Linked DNA regions of Mus musculus: region 2 is linked to region 1. Evidence: chromatin loops called from intact Hi-C (ENCODE). Cell type or tissue: heart. All regions are shown on one strand. Links, peaks and the distances in the headings refer to the core of each region. The heading gives the core; the rest is flanking DNA. Region 1 holds the start of Gm51758 (a long non-coding RNA gene). Region 2 holds the start of Myct1 (myc target 1).

Region 1 (8,340 bases), core at 323-8,322:
GACACCTTTTCTACTGATGCAATGTGGCACATGTTTGTGTAATGTGTACAGCTCGGAACATCTGTAAGTCTCTCTGTCCCTACCACATATGCAAATTAGATGGCAGAACAGTTCTTCTCCATGATGGACAGGGAACAACAGGGAAGAAGGGGAGAGAATGCGTATGGGAATCATACAATTCAGATTCCCATAGTCTTTAAGACCAGTGTTCTAACTTTGATATCAAGGTGTCCACTTTGAGAGGCATTCAACATTTTGGCCCCTGTGAGTGCTACAAAGTTGTCCCCTAGTTTCCATGTGTAAGACTTTTGACCTCTTCAGATTCCATATTCCCATGGCTATGAGTCTCAGTTAAAGTCACCCCCATAAACTCCTGGGAGCATCCCCAATTCCAGGTCTCTGGCATGTTCTAGAGATGCCCTCTATTCCCCATTCCCCACTCCTCCAACAGCTGGGATGAAGTAGTCACCTCCTGCAACCAGGCAAGACCCCAACAGAGGGATAAGGACACCAACCCACCCATAAAACTTTCGATCCAAAATCGGTCCTGTCTACAAGGAATCCAGGGACAGAGATGGAGCAGAGACTGAGGGAACAAACAACCAATAACTTAACCCAACTTGAGACCCATCCCATGGACAAGCACCAATCCCGGACACTATTAACAATACTGCTAGGCTTGCAGCCTAGCATAACTATGCTCTGAGAGGTTCTACCTAGCAGCTGACTGAAACAGAGCAGAGACCCACAAGCAAACATTGGATGGATATCAAGGAGTCTTATAGAAGATTCAGGGGGGGATTAAGAGATGGAGGGAATAAGAGCTCCACAGAAAGACCCACAAAGTCAACTAATCTAAACTCTTAAGGCCTCTCAGAGACTGAACCACCAACCAAAGAGCATACACGGGCTGGAACTAGGTCACACACACATAAGTAGCAAATGTGCAGCTGGGTCTTCATGTAGGTCTCCCAACAACTGGAGCTGGGTTTGTCCCTAAAGCTGTTGCCTGTTTGTGTACTCTGTTCTCTAACTGGGCTGCCTTGTCTGGCCTCAGTGAGAGAGAATGTGCCTAGCCCTGAAGAGACTTGATGTGCCAGGGTAGAGGGATACCCGGGGATGGGGGTGTGGCTCCACCCTCAGACGTAGAGGGAGAGACTCTGTGAGGGGGAACAGGGAAAAGCAGGGGCAGCAGTCGAGATGTAAAGTGAACGAATGAATGAATGAATGGATGGATGGATGAATAAGGGAAAGAAAACGTTTGACCTCTTCAATTTCTACCCAGATTTCTATTATATGGATGCATGTTAATATTTTATATAGCTGTGAGATCCTTGTCTGTATCACTTTTGGCAGTGAGAGTCATACAATGTTTTAAGATGTATTTGACTTTTACTTTATGTGTGTGTGCAGCATTGGATATGCATGGAAAGTGGTGGGAGCCAGAAGAGGGTATCAGATCCTCTGCCATGGCACCTAGAAGATGCTGGATGCAGCTTCTAAGAAAGGAACTCACTCCTGAGCCACCACGGCTGTCTTCAAGATCCACCTCTTATTTCTAAGTTGTCTATTTCAAAATCTACCATCTCAGTAGATGATATAATCTAATATTGTCGATCATTTCAAAAGACATTTGATTTCATAGGCCTACTCAAGAAATATAATGCAAAGCTTCAATGAATACAATGGAATTTATCTACAACTTCTCACTTAAAATACTTTGTTGGTTCAAATTTAGCAACAAGGTTATCTCAGGTTTTTTTTTAAAAAAACTTATTATCATTTTGCTTCTTAAGCAAGTAAATAATTCCTAACCAGCTCTAAGTGCCCAGTTATAGAAACTCAGAAGAAATCACATTATAGAGCCTTGCCCTAATGGTATCCAGCTTCAACAAGATTTTTGAAATGTAAATATCTATCTTCAATAGCTTTCCATATTTGTTTCTAACAAATTATATGGTTGGGCAAAGTAAGTGACGGTTCATAATTTCTGTAATTATGAAGAACGTGAGTCACAGAGTGTGCATTTTATTTGATCTCAGGTCTTCATTTTCAGTTTGGTCACTGTGGATGGCTTCAAACCACAGCCTTTTTAAACATCTGCTGCTATTTATAGTTGTACCATGAAAATACATTTTGTAGTTTTAAAAATGCTTCATGAAAAGTTTCAATCATAGTTCAATCAAGATATTCTCTTAAATCTAGCTCTTAGGTTGTTTTTGTTTGGCTTGGGTTGGGTTTGAAGACAGTGTCTTCCTAAGTAGTTCAGACTAGCTTCCCACTTACAATTCTCCTGCCTCAGTCTCCCAAATACTGGGTGTCTTAGTCAGGGTTTCTATTCCTGCACAAACATCATGACCAAGAAGCAAGTTGGGGAGGAAAGGGTTTATTCAGCTTACACTTCCGCACTGCTGTTCATCACCAAGAAAGTCAGGACTGGAACTCAAGCAGGGCAGGGAGCAGGAACTGATGCAGAGGCCATGGAGGGATGTTCCTTACTGGCTTGCTTCCACTGGCTTGCTCAGCTTGCTTTCTTATAGAACCCAAAACTACCCCCTTGAACACTAATTGAGAAAATGTCTTACAGCTGGATCTCATGGAGGCACTTCCCCAACTCAAGCTCCTTTCTCTGGGATAGCTCCAGCTGTGTCAAGTTGACACAAACGCAGCCAGGACACCGGGTTAAATATTTTATCAGATCCTTACATGTATTATTTGCTATGGACACAGTCAGGAAGTGCTATTAAAGTGTCATAAGTCATAAGGACTACATAAATATTAACCGTGAGTAGTAACAAGCTGGCCCTCAGTAATAGAAAGTTAATTTTTCACCAAAGGAAATATGTGAATATATATTCTGCATTATCTTTACTCAGATTCTACTCGGTCAGTTTCCTTTATTAAGGAATCAATTGGTGTCCAACCTGGCCTCAGGGGGTATGTGCTAGAATTAAGAAAGTTTGGGGTAGAGCAATCTTAAGAACCATAACTTTAGAGTCACACATTACTTTCTTACAGCCCAGTCCACAAATATTTCCCTGAGAGGGTGAATGTTTCTAGATTCTTTTTGTTTGTTTGGTTTTGTTTTTGTTTTTGTTTTTCAAGACAGGGTTTCTCTGTGTAGCCCTGCCTGTCCTGGAACTCACTTTGTAGACCAGGCTGGCCTCAAACTCAGAAAACCTCCTGCCTCTGCCTCCCAAGTGCTGGGATTAAAGGCGTGCACCACCACTGCCCGGCTCTAGATTCTATTTCATGTCATCTCTAGTGTTATGAGCTGAGCATCCTTGAGCAAATTACCATGCTGCTCTAAGCCCCACTTTGTTAATTATGAGGATGCTAATATGTCTGCCAGCATCCTAAAGTTCTTCTAAGGATTATAGAGAATCATGCGAAATATATACTTGTCATTCATCCTAACTGGTCCAATGTGTGTTGTTCAAAAAGTCTAACTAGAAATCTTAAAGAAGCAGGGAACTCCCCATCTCTCGAGGTTAGAAAGCAGGTCCTATCTGTATTGACAGACTCCAAAATTTCCTGTGCCTTGAGTAACCTTTACCAGCCTCCAGTCTAGCTCTGTGTAGAGCCTCCCAGGCTGTAGAATGACTCATCACCTGGACAAAAGCAGGTATTTGGAGAAGAGCACTTATTAGTCTGGGAATGCTCTCGATTGGTAGCTTTCAACCTTGTTAGGTAAAGGGGTCATTCTACCCTTGACAAATACATTTCCTAGCTCTATCTGATCGTTGTTCACTTACACACTTCCAGTGAACACATATCTCATTCCCATTTTGCCTATTTGATTGACATCTAACAATTGCATCTATTTATGTGGTGTGTGGTAATTCAGTACATACCTACACTGTGTGGTGATTGAATCAGGGGCATTAGCACCTCTAAGTATTTATCATTTTGTTATATATATAAGGGAAATTCAAGCTCTTCCTTTCTCCTCATCCTCTTCCTCAACCTCCTCTCCTTCCTCCTCTTCCTCAACCTCCTCTCCTTCCTCCTCTCCCTCCTCTTCCTCTTCTTCTTGTTCTTGTTCCTCTGCTTCATAAGTTATATGGTAAAGTATTGTGAACTCTAGTCATCTTCTGTACATTTGAGCCAGTTTTTCTCTGTACCTACATTTTAATGCTTAGCATCCTACCTGCCTCAATCCCACCCCCTTTACCTCTTTATACTCTCTAGTGGCCATACACTTGTTCTCTGCTTAGCTAGGATTGGCTTATGAGTGTGCAGGTATATGTATGTATTCAAATGTCTTAATTGGTTTCTTCTGTGTTCTGTACTTTTGTCAAATGGGGAAAGGAAGTTTCCTCCAATAGTTTTTAAAGGACAAAACTTTCTCCCATACTTTCTTTGAATAATTCTATCATTCATCTCCTTTTTAAAAATGCTTTAATGATATGTGTCTATAAATAACTGGGGGGAGTTATGTACATGTCAGTGCAGTGCCTGTGGAGGCCAGAAGAGGTCATCAAATCCCTTGGAGCTGAAGGTTGTTGAGAGTGACCACTTGTGGGTGTTGGGAACTGAATTCTTACCCTCTGTCAAAAGAAGTGTGTGCTCTTAAATGTTGAGCCACCACTCCAGACCCTATGGTTTATCTTTTAAAATGTAAGTTTAAAACATGTGAAATAAATAATCAGTAGATAATTTTCACCTGTAAAATGTCAATTTCAGATACAAATATGTATATATTTACATATATACACATATATATTTACACACATATACACATGTATGGAGAGAGAGAGAGAGAGAGAGAGAGAGAGAGAGAGAGAGAGAGAGAGAGAGAGAGATGCGGTCTGAAGACATGTTCTTCCGTGCTTCCAGATCACTCTCTTTCAATTTGGAGTCTGTTTTGGACTACATACTCATCTCAGGAATGCCTTTGAATTATGGGGACTGTCAAAAACATTTCAATTCCCGACAGATCTGGTTCCCCCAGAACTCTTCTTTCATGTGTGTTACCTAAGGTTTATTTTGCCAAATGAAGACACCTCAAAGAATTGTCTAAATTCTAATAAATCTATCTCTAGGATATATTCTCAGCTTAATTCTAGGAAATATGGCATAGCCCTAGTGAGTTTCCTGCCCGAGAGCAAAATATGTCCCTCAATTTAATTGTCGTTTTACATCTTTCTCAAGCATACGTTCAAATGTTTCTTTGAATGATTTTTCCACATTTGAAACCTGCCATCTGGTCAAATTTTCTTAACAGTGTTAATAGTTATTCTTTTAATGTCACTATTATGAGGGTGGCTATAATAATTTTTTGCTACTGGGGATCAAACTCTCATTTCTATGTGAGTATTATATGTAAGTATAGATGCTACATATTGCTATCTAAGAATATAAATACATATATAAATATACATTTCATGGAGCTAATTTTATACTTGGATTGCTGTATGATTTTTCTCTTTTGATTAATTATTAAGTTATGTTAATAAAACTTATAACATTGAAATAGTCTTACTTTCCTAGAAGAAATTTCTTGTGAGTGTTTTAATACTATTATTATTTATAACATATTATTAGTTTGCTTTCTAGATTCTATTTATTATTCCATGCCAAAAAGAATAAAAATCTATCCGCCATCTTCACTCCTCACTAGCTAATGCCCAGTCCCTCGGAGATCGTCCTGTTTAGAGGCTGTAGCTGTAACACATAATACTGTAGATCTCCAGCTACCACCGCTGCAATCTCACTCCCTGGGAAGGAGTGCTGAGGACCGCCATGCTTGCTTTCAAAGCGGTCCAACCGTGTGCGTTTCCCTTGGCTTCACAGCGCTTTAGATCCTGCGCTTGCTCTGCTCCAAACATCTCGATGCTTTGGGCATACATTCTTTGGGGTCAGATTATGGCTATTTTCAAATATGCTGGCATGAAAGTTGCCCAGTGTGTTTACACTTTGATTTGTTGGGTACTTTTCTAAGACTAGGAAATGATAAAGGCGCCGCTCTTCACCGCCCTCTACTCCCCCACCCCCTCTATTGCTCTAAAGGCTGACCTTTACTCCTTTGGGGTTCTTTACTTAACCAGCTAACCTCCTACTTTTAGGTATTTAGGTTGCTCCAAATTTTTACTGTGACTAATGTCCCTGAATAGGGAGAAAAAAAAAAAAAAAAAAAAAAAAAAAAAGGAACAATTAACTAGACCAGAATCGTAGAAAATCCAGTTCAGTCACACAGAAAAATGACTAGCAAGGAAGCGGAGGGTGTCGGATAATGAGGGGCGGTTTAGTGGGAGAGGTTGCCTTTATGGGGTGGGCTCCGCTGCAGAGCAGAACAGTAAGGGAAGGAATCTCTGTGGCAAGTTCCTCTTGTTTAATGCCCTCTTTTGCTTTTGCTCCCCACATCCTCTTGCAAGTAACATTGTCTGTGGAAATAGCTAGAACACCATCTCAACTGGTGGGCCGCTACCCCCGACCCTTTCACAAGGGTTGGATATCAGATGTCCCGCATATCAGATATTTACATTACAATCATAACAGCAGTAAAATTATAGTTATGAGATGGCAACGAAATAATTTTATGTTTTTTGGGGGGGTGGGGTCACCACATCATAAGGAACTGTTTTAAAGGTTCACAGCCTTGGGAACGTAGAGCAATCACTGGCCTGAAAGGTGCTAAGCTGAGATTTGGAAGTGGGTGATGCTCTGTGATTCCATTGGCCATTGTTCTAGATTCTTTGAAAATCCGGGTTGTCCTCAGTCATCACAGGAATGGTTTATGGGAGAGATTGCTATATGGAGGAAGCTTCTATCTGGAGATGTGGAAGTCGAGTGCCCTCTACCGAGTCTGTGAGAGAGTTCGTGGACATAGCTGGTGGTCCATCTTCTTGGATTCTTTTAGTGGACATGAGCAGGTGCTCTAAGAACAGCTCCCTGTTGCCGGGTGGTGATAAGTTTTTAGCGTTGCTCACTCCTCTTTTTCCCTTCTCTGAAGAACCTCGAGAGAGACAGTCCCGTTGGCATTAAAACTCTTCAGTGTCTCCACCACACCTCAGATACAGACCTCTCAAATCAGACAGAGACCTAGTCCAGCAGCTGATGACAAATAAACGTGAACAGCAACCCCCAACATCACAGAGCCTTCTTCTAGATGCCTGCTCTGTCAAGTCGGTGGGAACAGGAAGGCACAGCATGTGCACACGGAGCTCTGCCTTGTGTCTCACACAGGGTATAAAAAAAAAAGAAAGAAAGAAAAGAAAACTTTCAGATGGGTAACAGCATTCATTGTATGAAGTGTTCAGAGACTGGTGGAAGAGCAGTACACAGAAAGATGAGAACGGCTTTCTGGGTGCTTTAGGCAGAATTCTTCATTATTTACTTGAGCAGCTGGGAGCCAGACAGCTAAGGAGCAGCTTGACTATTCTGTGTTAACAGACTATGGAGTAAGACCCTGAGAAGTGGGCCAAGTTGGCCCTATACTACAAATAGCACTGGCTGGGAGCAAGGGGCATCGGAGAGGGAGGGGAAGGGGGAGGTGACCAAAGAAGAGAAGAGGGAAGGAAGGGAGGAAGAGGGGGAGGGGAGGGAAAGGAGGGGGAGTGGTTGTATAAGACTTTGCAGATAAGCTCTTTTGAAACACATGCCTGGTTTCCTCCTTCTACAGCTCTGATAAAGCGTTATGGACAAAGAGGTATGAAGATTTTAAAAGATCTTTGAGATGACTCACTTTCTGCCTTCCTTCATCTACAAAAACCGAGTGGGGCCACTGATGTGTAAAGCCTTAATCACCCTGGACCCCTGGGAGGCACCCTGCCTCCCGCAGCATCCCCAGGCCAACCAAACCCTCTACAGCCACATAGCAAGCTAGGAGCCATTGGGATAGGAGACTGCACGATCAAAACCTGGAAACTATGGAGATTCAGATGTGTGCATTTCAGTCCTTTTAGGAGAGATTATAGGCATTTTGAGCCATTTCAAATTATGGGATTATGAGAGACATGCAGAATAAAAAAATCAATCTACTAATAGATTTGAATATTTGGGAAGAAAACTAACAATCTAAATATTATTGTATACCAGGATATTTAACACTGTTTAATTTACAGTCTTATCTTCTGTGGTAGCTTTAAATAAAAATAGATTAAGGTGAAAATTCCTTCATCCTCTTATTAGAAAATAATTTCTAAAATGTGGAGATATATATAGATCAATTAACTACAATGCTATTGGGCACAAAAGTAGTACTGAATAAGTGTTTTGGGTTTGGGGTTTTGTTTTTAGTCCAAGATGTCTACAGTGACATTTGTATACATCTGTTCATTTCACCATTAATATTTGATACTTTGTGTTTATTTACTTACGTAATAAAGGTATGTATGT
Region 2 (8,340 bases), core at 234-8,233, 80 kb after region 1:
TTGATTATGGGATGGATCCCCGGGTGGGGCAGTCTCTGGATGGTCCTTCCTTTCCTCTCAGCTCCAAACTTTGTTTCTGTAACTCTTTCCATGGGTATTTTGTTCCCTATTCTAAGGAGAAATGAAGTATCCACATTTTGGTTTTCCTTCTTCTTGAGTTTCATGTGTGTTGCAAATTGTATCTTGGGTATTCTAACTTTCTGGGCTAATAATATCCACTTATCAGTGAGTGCATATCATGTGAGTTCTTTTGTGATTGGGTTACCTCACTCAGGATGATGCCATCCAGGTCCATCCATTTGCCTAGGAATTTCATAAATTCATTCTTTTTAATAGCTGAGTAGTACTCCATTGTGTAAATGTACCACATTTTCTGTATCCATTACTCTGTTGAGGGACATCTGGGTTCTTTCCAGCTTCTGGCTATTATAAATAAGGCTGCTATGAACATATTGGAGCATATGTCCTTCTTACCGGTTGGAACATCTTCTGGGTATATGCCCAGGAGCGGTATTGCTGGATCTACTGGTAGATAGTACTATGTCCAGTTTTCTGAGGAACCACCAGACTAATTTCCAGAGTGCTTGTACAAGCTTGCAATCCCACCAGCAATGGAGGAGTGTTCCTCTTTCTCCACATCCTCGCCAGCATCTGCTGTCACCTGAAATTTTTATCTTAGCCATTATGACTGGTGTGAGATGGAATCTCAGGGTTGTTTTGATTTGCATTTCCCTGATGATTAAGGATATTGAACATTTTTTCAGTTGCTTCTCAGCCATTCAGTATTCCTCAGTTGAGAATTCTTTGTTTAGCTCTGTGCCACATTTTTTAATGGGGTTATTTGATTTTCTGGAGTCCAGCTTCTTGAGTTCTTTGTATATATTGGATATTAGTCCCCGATCTGATTTAGGATTGGATTGTTAAAAATCCTTTCCCAATCTGTTGGTGGCCTTTTTGTCTTATTGACAGTGTCTTTTGCCTTCCAGAAGCTTTGCAATTTTATGAGGTCCCATTTGTTGATTCTTAATCTTACAACACAAGCCATTACTGTCCTGTCCAGGAATTTTTTCGCTGTGAGCATATCTTCTAGGCTTTTCCCCACTTTCTCCTCTATAAGTTTCAGTGTCTCTGGTTTTATGTGGAGTTCCTTGATCTACTTAGACTTGAGCTTTGTACAAGGAGATAAGAATGGATCAATTCGCATTCTTCTACATGATTATCTCCAGTTGTGCCAGCACCATTTGTTGAAAATGCTGTCTTCTTTCCACTGGATGGTTTTAGCTCCCTTGTCAAAGATCAAATGACCATAGGTGTGTGGGTTCATTTCTGGGTCTTCAATTCTATTCCATTGATCTACCTGTCTGTCGCTGTACCAGTACCATGCAGTTTTTATCACTATTGCTCTGTACTACAGCTTGTGGTCAGGCTTGGTGATTCCCCCAGAGGTTCTTCTATTGTTGAGTTTTTGCTATCCTAGGTTTTTTGTTATTCCAGATGAATTTGCAAATTGCCCTTTCTAATTCGGTGAAGAATTGAGTTGTAATTTTGATGGGGATTGCATTGAATCTGTAGATTGCTTTTGGCAAGATAGCCATTTTTACTATATTAATCCTGCCAATCCATCTTCTGAGATCTTCGATTTCTTTCTTTAGAGACTTGAAGTTCTTGTCATACAGATCTATCACTTCCTTAGTTAGAGTCACACCAAGGTATTTTATATTATTTGTGACTATTGTGAAGGGTGTTGTTTCCCTAATTTCTTTCTCAGCCTGTTTATCCTTTGTGTAGAGAAAGGCCACTGATTTGTTTAAGTTAATTTTATATCCAAATACTTTGCTGAAGTTGTTTAAGAGTCCTCTGGTGGAATTTTTAGGGTCACTTAATTATACTATCCTATCATCTGCAAATAGTGATATTTTGACTTCTTCCTTTCCAATCTGAACCCTTTGATCTCCTTTTGTTGTCTAATTGCTCTGGCTAGGACTTCAAGTACAACATTGAAAAGGTAGGGAGAGAGTGGGTAGCCTTGTCTAGTCCCTGATTTTAGTAGAATTGCTTCAAGTTTTGCTCCATTTAGTTTAATGTTGGCTACTGGTTTGCTGTATATTGCTCTTATTATGTTTAGGTATGGGACTTGAATTCCTGATCTTTCTAAGACTTTTTATCATGAATGGGTGTGGGATTTTGTCAAATGCTTTCTAAGCATCTAATGAAATGATCATATGATTTTTTTCTTGGAGTTTGTTTATATAGTGGATTATGTTGATAGATTTCCATATATTGAACCATCCCTGCAGCCATGGGATGAAGCCTACTTGGCCATGATGGATGATTATTTTAATGTGTTCTTGGATTCGGTTTGCAAAAATTTTATTGAGTAATTTTGCATCAGTATTCATAAGGGAAATTAGTCTGAAGTTCTCTTTCTTTGTTGGGTCTTTGTGTGGTTTTGGTATCAGTATAATTGTGGCTTCATAGAATGAATTGGGTAGGGTACCTTCTGTTTCTATTTTGTGGAATAGTTTGAGGAGTATTGGTATTAGGTCTTCTTTGAAAGTCTGATAGAACTCTGCACTAAACCCATCTGGTCCAGGGCTTTTTTTGGTTGGGAGGCTATTAATGACTGCTTCTATTTCTTTAGGGGATATGGGACTGTTTATATTGTTTATCTAATCCTGATTTAACCTTGGTACCTGGTATCTATCTAGAAATTTGTCCATTTCATCCAGATTTTCTTTTATTTTCTATTATTTATGTTGTTATTGAAGATCAGCCTTAGTCCATGGTGATCTGATAGGATACATGGGATTATTTCAGTATTTTTGTATCTGTTGAGGCCTGATTTGTGACCAATTATATGGTCATTTTTGGAGAAGGTACCATGAGGTGCTGAGAAGAAGGTATATCCTTTTGTTTTAGGGTAAAATGTTCTATAGATATCTGTTAAATCCATTTGTTTCATAACTTCTATTAGTTTTACTGTATCTCTTTAGTTTCTGTTTCCATGATCTGTCCATTGATGAGAGTGAGGTGTTGAAGTCTCCCACTATTATTGTGTGCGGTACAATGTGTGCTTTGAGCTTTAGTAACGTGTATGTTATGAATGTGGGTGCCCTTGCATCAGGAGGATAGATGTTCAGAATTGAGAATTCATCTTGGTAGATTTTTTAGGCTCATATATTTAAATGCTTAGTCACTTACTTAAGAAGGAATAGGAGGTGTGGCCTGGCTGGAGTACAAGTGGCCTTTTTGGAGGAAGTATGTCACTGGAAGTGTGCTTTTGAGTTTGAGAAGCTCAAGGCAGTCTTCTCTCCCTGTCCCTCTCCCTGTCCCTGTCCCTGTCCCTCTCCCTCTCCCTCTCCCTCTCCCTCTCCCTCTCCCCTCCCCTTCTCCCTCCCCTTCTCCCTCCCCATCTCCCATCTCCCCTCTCCCCTCTTCTCCTGCAGCCTGCTGATCCAGATATAGATGTAGAACTGTCAGCTACTTCTCCAGCACCAAGTCTGCCTACACTCTGCAGAGCTCCCCACTGTGATAAGGGACTAAATCTCTGACACTGTAAGCCTTCCCTAGTTAACTGCCTTCTTTTATAGGAACTCATACTGTCTCGTCACAGCAGTAGAACACTGACTAAGATGCACAGTATAAAGCTGAGAGGTGGAAATTGTCCTATATAAAGTAGTCACAGAGGGTCGGGGCAAGAGCATGGCGAGGGGCAGCCACTGAGGCACTGACTTCTGGTAAAAGCCTAAATGAAGACAGCAAGCAATTCCTAGAATCTCTGAGGCAAGAATACTCACCCATATTCATGTTATGACTCATGGAGAACACTAGTCTAAGTAAAGACCCAATGAAAGAAGCAATGAAAAGCAAAAAGGCAGATCCGACACTTATGTAAAGAAAAAAAAATCAACTTCCTGTCATGACAGGGTAAGTCACGGGACCTGAAAAGTCACACAATACACAAAAACACTCACTTGTGTGGGTCTGTGCCAGGGAAAAATATAAATCCTTACCAAGCAACTTATAAGTAGGGGTAAGAGGCAAAGCTGGGGACAAGCTTTTAACACAGGGAAATGGATCCCAGGGTCGCAGAAGGACAGAAAGCCAGCTTTTCTTCTGGCCTCCGACCATCTGTAAAAGTGAGAAAAAGTATTGGCAGAAAGTCTGGATAGCTGACCACAAAACAATGGCAGGAAGTCTCAGCCTCCATCCCAACCCTGAGACAGAATAAGCGCCAGTCCTGCACAGACAAAACCAGAGTCCTCCCTTCCCCTCCCAGATCAGTCTGAATAGATCTTACCAAGCTAGGCATCCTTCAGTATAATTTACTTGACATTAAGTAGCCTTTGGTTATATAAAACATATACGTGAGGTATCTAGAGCAACTGAGGAACCCTACCTTTGCTTAGACAGGTGGGGAATGTCTCGATACACGTGTCTCTAGACACAGCAAGTTTTCATGAGGTACTGTCTTTGCATACATTGTCAGCAGGACTAGACCTCAAAGGGCACCATTGAAACTCAAGCCCTCTTTTCTTTCAGGAGCAGTGGTGTGATTATTTACTGGAGAGCATAGAAATAGACATTGGCCAAAATATCATAAAAATGTGTCCTTCTGTTTGCTCAAGCGATGCAAGTTTTCTGTAATTGCTTCATTTTCTTTGAGAGGGACAGCTGTGTATATTCTAATCTCTGGCTAATTTGTAGTTAACTTAAATCTATGAAAATTGATTTTTTTTAAAAAAAATGAGCAGAAATCACCACAGTTTTGGAGAATTAGGACTGCCAAGTGACTGGTCAGGTTGCCTTTACCCCACCCTTCTCAGGAATTTGTCAACAGACTTCTGAAGGGTGACAGTTACCTCAGCTGACAACACTTCAGCACCCCAGAGTTCTTGCAAGGGTTCTCAAGAGTGCACACTACAGATTCCCAGCCTAGAGATGAATTTTACTGGGTGGAAGTGACATTTGGCATCTCCTTTCCCTACTTTCAATGTCTCCCGATGCACAAAGGATCTACCCTGTCATGACCAAGGTAGGAAGGGCATTCACTATAATTTTCCCAAGCCACAGGATCACAGCATCCCTGGCCAAGCACTAAACTAAACATCCCTGGCCAAGCACTAAAACACTGCTGTAATCTCACATTCCCATTCCCCCCACTTGTGCACATAGAAATGATCTTGATTTCCCACATTTGAGTCCCAAAGAAAAAGGTAACAAAATACCAAAAAAAAACACATTTAAATATGTATGAATAAATGGAATGGATACACATTTCAAAATTAATACACCAGATACAGGGAGATATTACCTAGGAATTTTATTGTCTGTAATTTATAAACAAAAAATATTAGGTAAAGAGTGAAACTGAATATGGGCTTCTGAAAATCCCTCTCTGACTGCATGACATGGTTTTCAACATCAGAACACCATCTATAGCAGAACAGCATTGCACTCAGGTGAAGCTAAGTGCAGCAGCCAGGGTCTTGCTTTCTGCCTCTGCATGTAGATAGAGAACCCAGACTTAAGAAAATGCCCCTTGTCCCCAGACAGCTTTGGATGTGGCTGGAAAGAGGGCACTTAGCAACGAGGGAGGAAATGACGGGAAGGAAATAGTTTTGTGTCTGAGAGCCATGTGGAATTCCAAGATAAGAAAAACAGTTGCTAATTCGAGTATAAAAGCAGGAAACATGATACACTTACTTCCTTTTATGTAAACACAAGTATACGTGGGGTTGCGTGAAAATTATTTTTCTCTTGCTCAACCACAAAGGCATAGAATCAAACTGCTGGTTGTGGACACACTGGCTTCTTTTTCTTGTGGACATTATGGCTAATAACACCACGAGCTTAGGGAGTCCTTGGCCAGAAAACTTTTGGGGTAAGCAACCTTTGCCTTCACTGCTTTTAACTTAAGATGCACAGAAATTCTCTGCATGATTTATTACAACACTGGGAATCTCTAAGACAGTTTGCTTGCCATAACTATCTGGTGATGGTTTTTATGAATTTACTTCAAGAAATATACTGATAAAATGTCATCAGGATAAGCTACAGAAACATTAAAGACTAATCAGGCATATACAGCTTGGCTGGCATTTGCAAAACTGTTTAGAAAATGAGATTTTCTTTAAAGTGAAAATTTAAAAAAACAAATACGAAGTAGACATCATTGTTAAAAGAATATAACATGTGGGTTTTGTTGGAATGTTACATTTTATTTATCTGAAGGTGATGGTGTTAAAGACAAGTTCTACTGCTCCTTTCTCTTGGCATGTAGATATAGTTCGGTGAAAACCAAGAGGGTGCAACTGTATTGCTAAATATTTTATTTCATGAAGCCAAGGTATTCTGCAGAGGGTTTTGAAGTCTGTGTTTTTGTCAATGTTATTCTTTTTTAATTTTCAATGTGATTTTAAGCAACAAACCTATTGGTGGATGGCTTTAGAGTGTGTTGACACAGACAATGTGGAATTAAAATGAAATTATGGATCTATAAGAGAGGAAGCAGAAATAGCATATACTATTGCAATGCAAGCCTGTTCCAAAAAGAAGAGAAACAACACCTAAGCTTGCTTTGGCTGAGGCTACTCAGCTCGAGGTCTCAGAGCAGGGAGGGAGGCGCTGAGGTCAAAATCAGCATCCACTCCAGACCAGATTTAGGAGGCAGGCGCTGGGATGTGCAAAGAGATTGCCATGTCTCTGCGGTTTGAAGAAATGTATAAGTAAGGGGAACGGTTTAAGTTAGAACCAGAAGGAACTTGAAAGGAAAACTGGAGTTTACTAAGAGATCTATACCCCATATTATGTGAAGGGTGGATAAATTTGTAATCTCAGAAAACTGTATCAGGCTCCCTGCTGTGCCTAGAAGCAGGGCTCTGGAAACCATCTAGTAAATACTGAGCAGTTATGGCAACCTGGCCCTGGCGATCTATTACCACAGGTATTTGCATGAAGAGAATTAACTAGTTCATTGATTTTTTTTATTAATTAATGTGCTTTCTTCAAGCTTTAAGAGATTTAGCATAATAAGCTTAGTGAAAAAATATGCTATTTCTGTCTCAAATAAGTCTCCAGCCAAGAGAAAGGTAACTTTGAATTCTGAATGGGTCAATGGTGTATTTGTGAAAGTATCATTTGCTGTCCCCATTTCTATTAAATGAGGACAACAACTAGGGAGCACCTAAGGAAACTGATCATCACAAAACAATCGTCAATTGTTCCAAAGCAAGTCCATCCCAAGAGAGAAACTAACACAGAAAAGCCAGCTCTGACTTTTCAAACCATTCAAGTTAATCTCCAGGTTCATATAGGAAAAATAACTCATTGTTCACTGGTTGGAGCACAGATGACTCTCATTAAAAGAAATCTTACTCTCTGAGTTCATTCCTTCATCCTAGCATTTAGATGCCTTAATAAGGAAATCCACCTGTGCTTAAGAAGGAATTCAAGCTTCCTGGGTGAGAGATACGCGCTGCTTCTCCTTCCTCTCGGCATGAAGACTTGGTTAGGAGAAAACCAGAGCAGAAACAGTGAACCAAAAATGTTTGATGTTTTGTGTGAGACAGGTCAAAGATGGCATTGTCATTTCTGGGGTAAAATTATGAAGCATAAATTGTAATTATAACTTTAGTGTATGAAATATAAATGTTTTCTGACATAAATGTCAGTCATTTTATTTCCATTCTGTTTTGCATCAAAGCTTTATCTGTCTTGATCGCTCTAAAATGTTACTTTAGAAATCTCTGGCGCACAGTGCGATGGCATCTGCTTCCAAAAGGACTCTTTTTGTGTTGCTCTTTGAATTAAGAGAATTAAACCAAAACAAAACACACATGGCGTAGACCATAAGGACTCATAGGAACTTCTCAAGCTTAACATATTGATATGCATAAAAAATTCAAAATATAACTTTATGGTTTACTTTAGGAATGCAAAAAAATAATAAGAAATGATACTCAGTTGCCACAAAGGATGATAGCCTGAATTTTTTCGAAGCAATCATTCAGTCAGACCTACTAAACACTGTGCAAGCATTAAAGCCATCAATGCTAGCCAGTAGCAGCAGTGGCCTGAGAGCACAATGCAGATAATGTCACCTTGCTCCTCCAGTTCTCTGTAATGCATGTTTCTTCTTTGAAAACTATCCCAGAAAGGCAGCAGGAAACAGAGACCCTCAAAGTTTTATGGAACTCACATGTTTTCTTGGTCCTTGCAAATCCATACAAGACACTTCTGTTTCTCTGCTATCCTATTGCTGTCTTGTTATTGTTGCTGTTTTTCTAACAGTGCTGCTAGCACTGGCAAAAACTGGGGTATTTCGTGATGTATGGGCTT

Evidence for each region. Hi-C counts contacts between places; a loop is a spot of excess contacts. Peaks named below come from ENCODE experiments on the same cell type or tissue, not always from the same donor. Only the 100,000 strongest peaks of a DNase experiment are listed, where the experiment ranks them.
Region 2: it touches region 1 in a loop (2.3-fold over the local background); 6 of 42 quality-filtered maps call a loop at or near these places.

The regions. Positions count from the first base shown.
Region 1 is chr10:5,508,005-5,516,344 of GRCm38, forward strand. Gm51758 (a long non-coding RNA gene) reads left to right here and starts at 7,614. Exons shown (of 3, transcript XR_003948825.1): 1 at 7,614-7,651. It also overlaps a transcript of Syne1 not described here. In heart, for the core only: a CTCF peak has its summit at 4,464 (motif pointing right); no DNase peak of the experiment used is centred there.
Region 2 is chr10:5,588,018-5,596,357 of GRCm38, forward strand. Myct1 (myc target 1) reads left to right here and starts at 5,711. Exons shown (of 2, transcript NM_026793.2): 1 at 5,711-5,884. The coding sequence starts at 5,833. In heart, for the core only: no CTCF peak of the experiment used is centred there; DNase peaks (open chromatin) are centred at 3,274, 4,184 and 5,584; H3K4me3 peaks cover 498 bases; H3K27ac peaks cover 2,544 bases.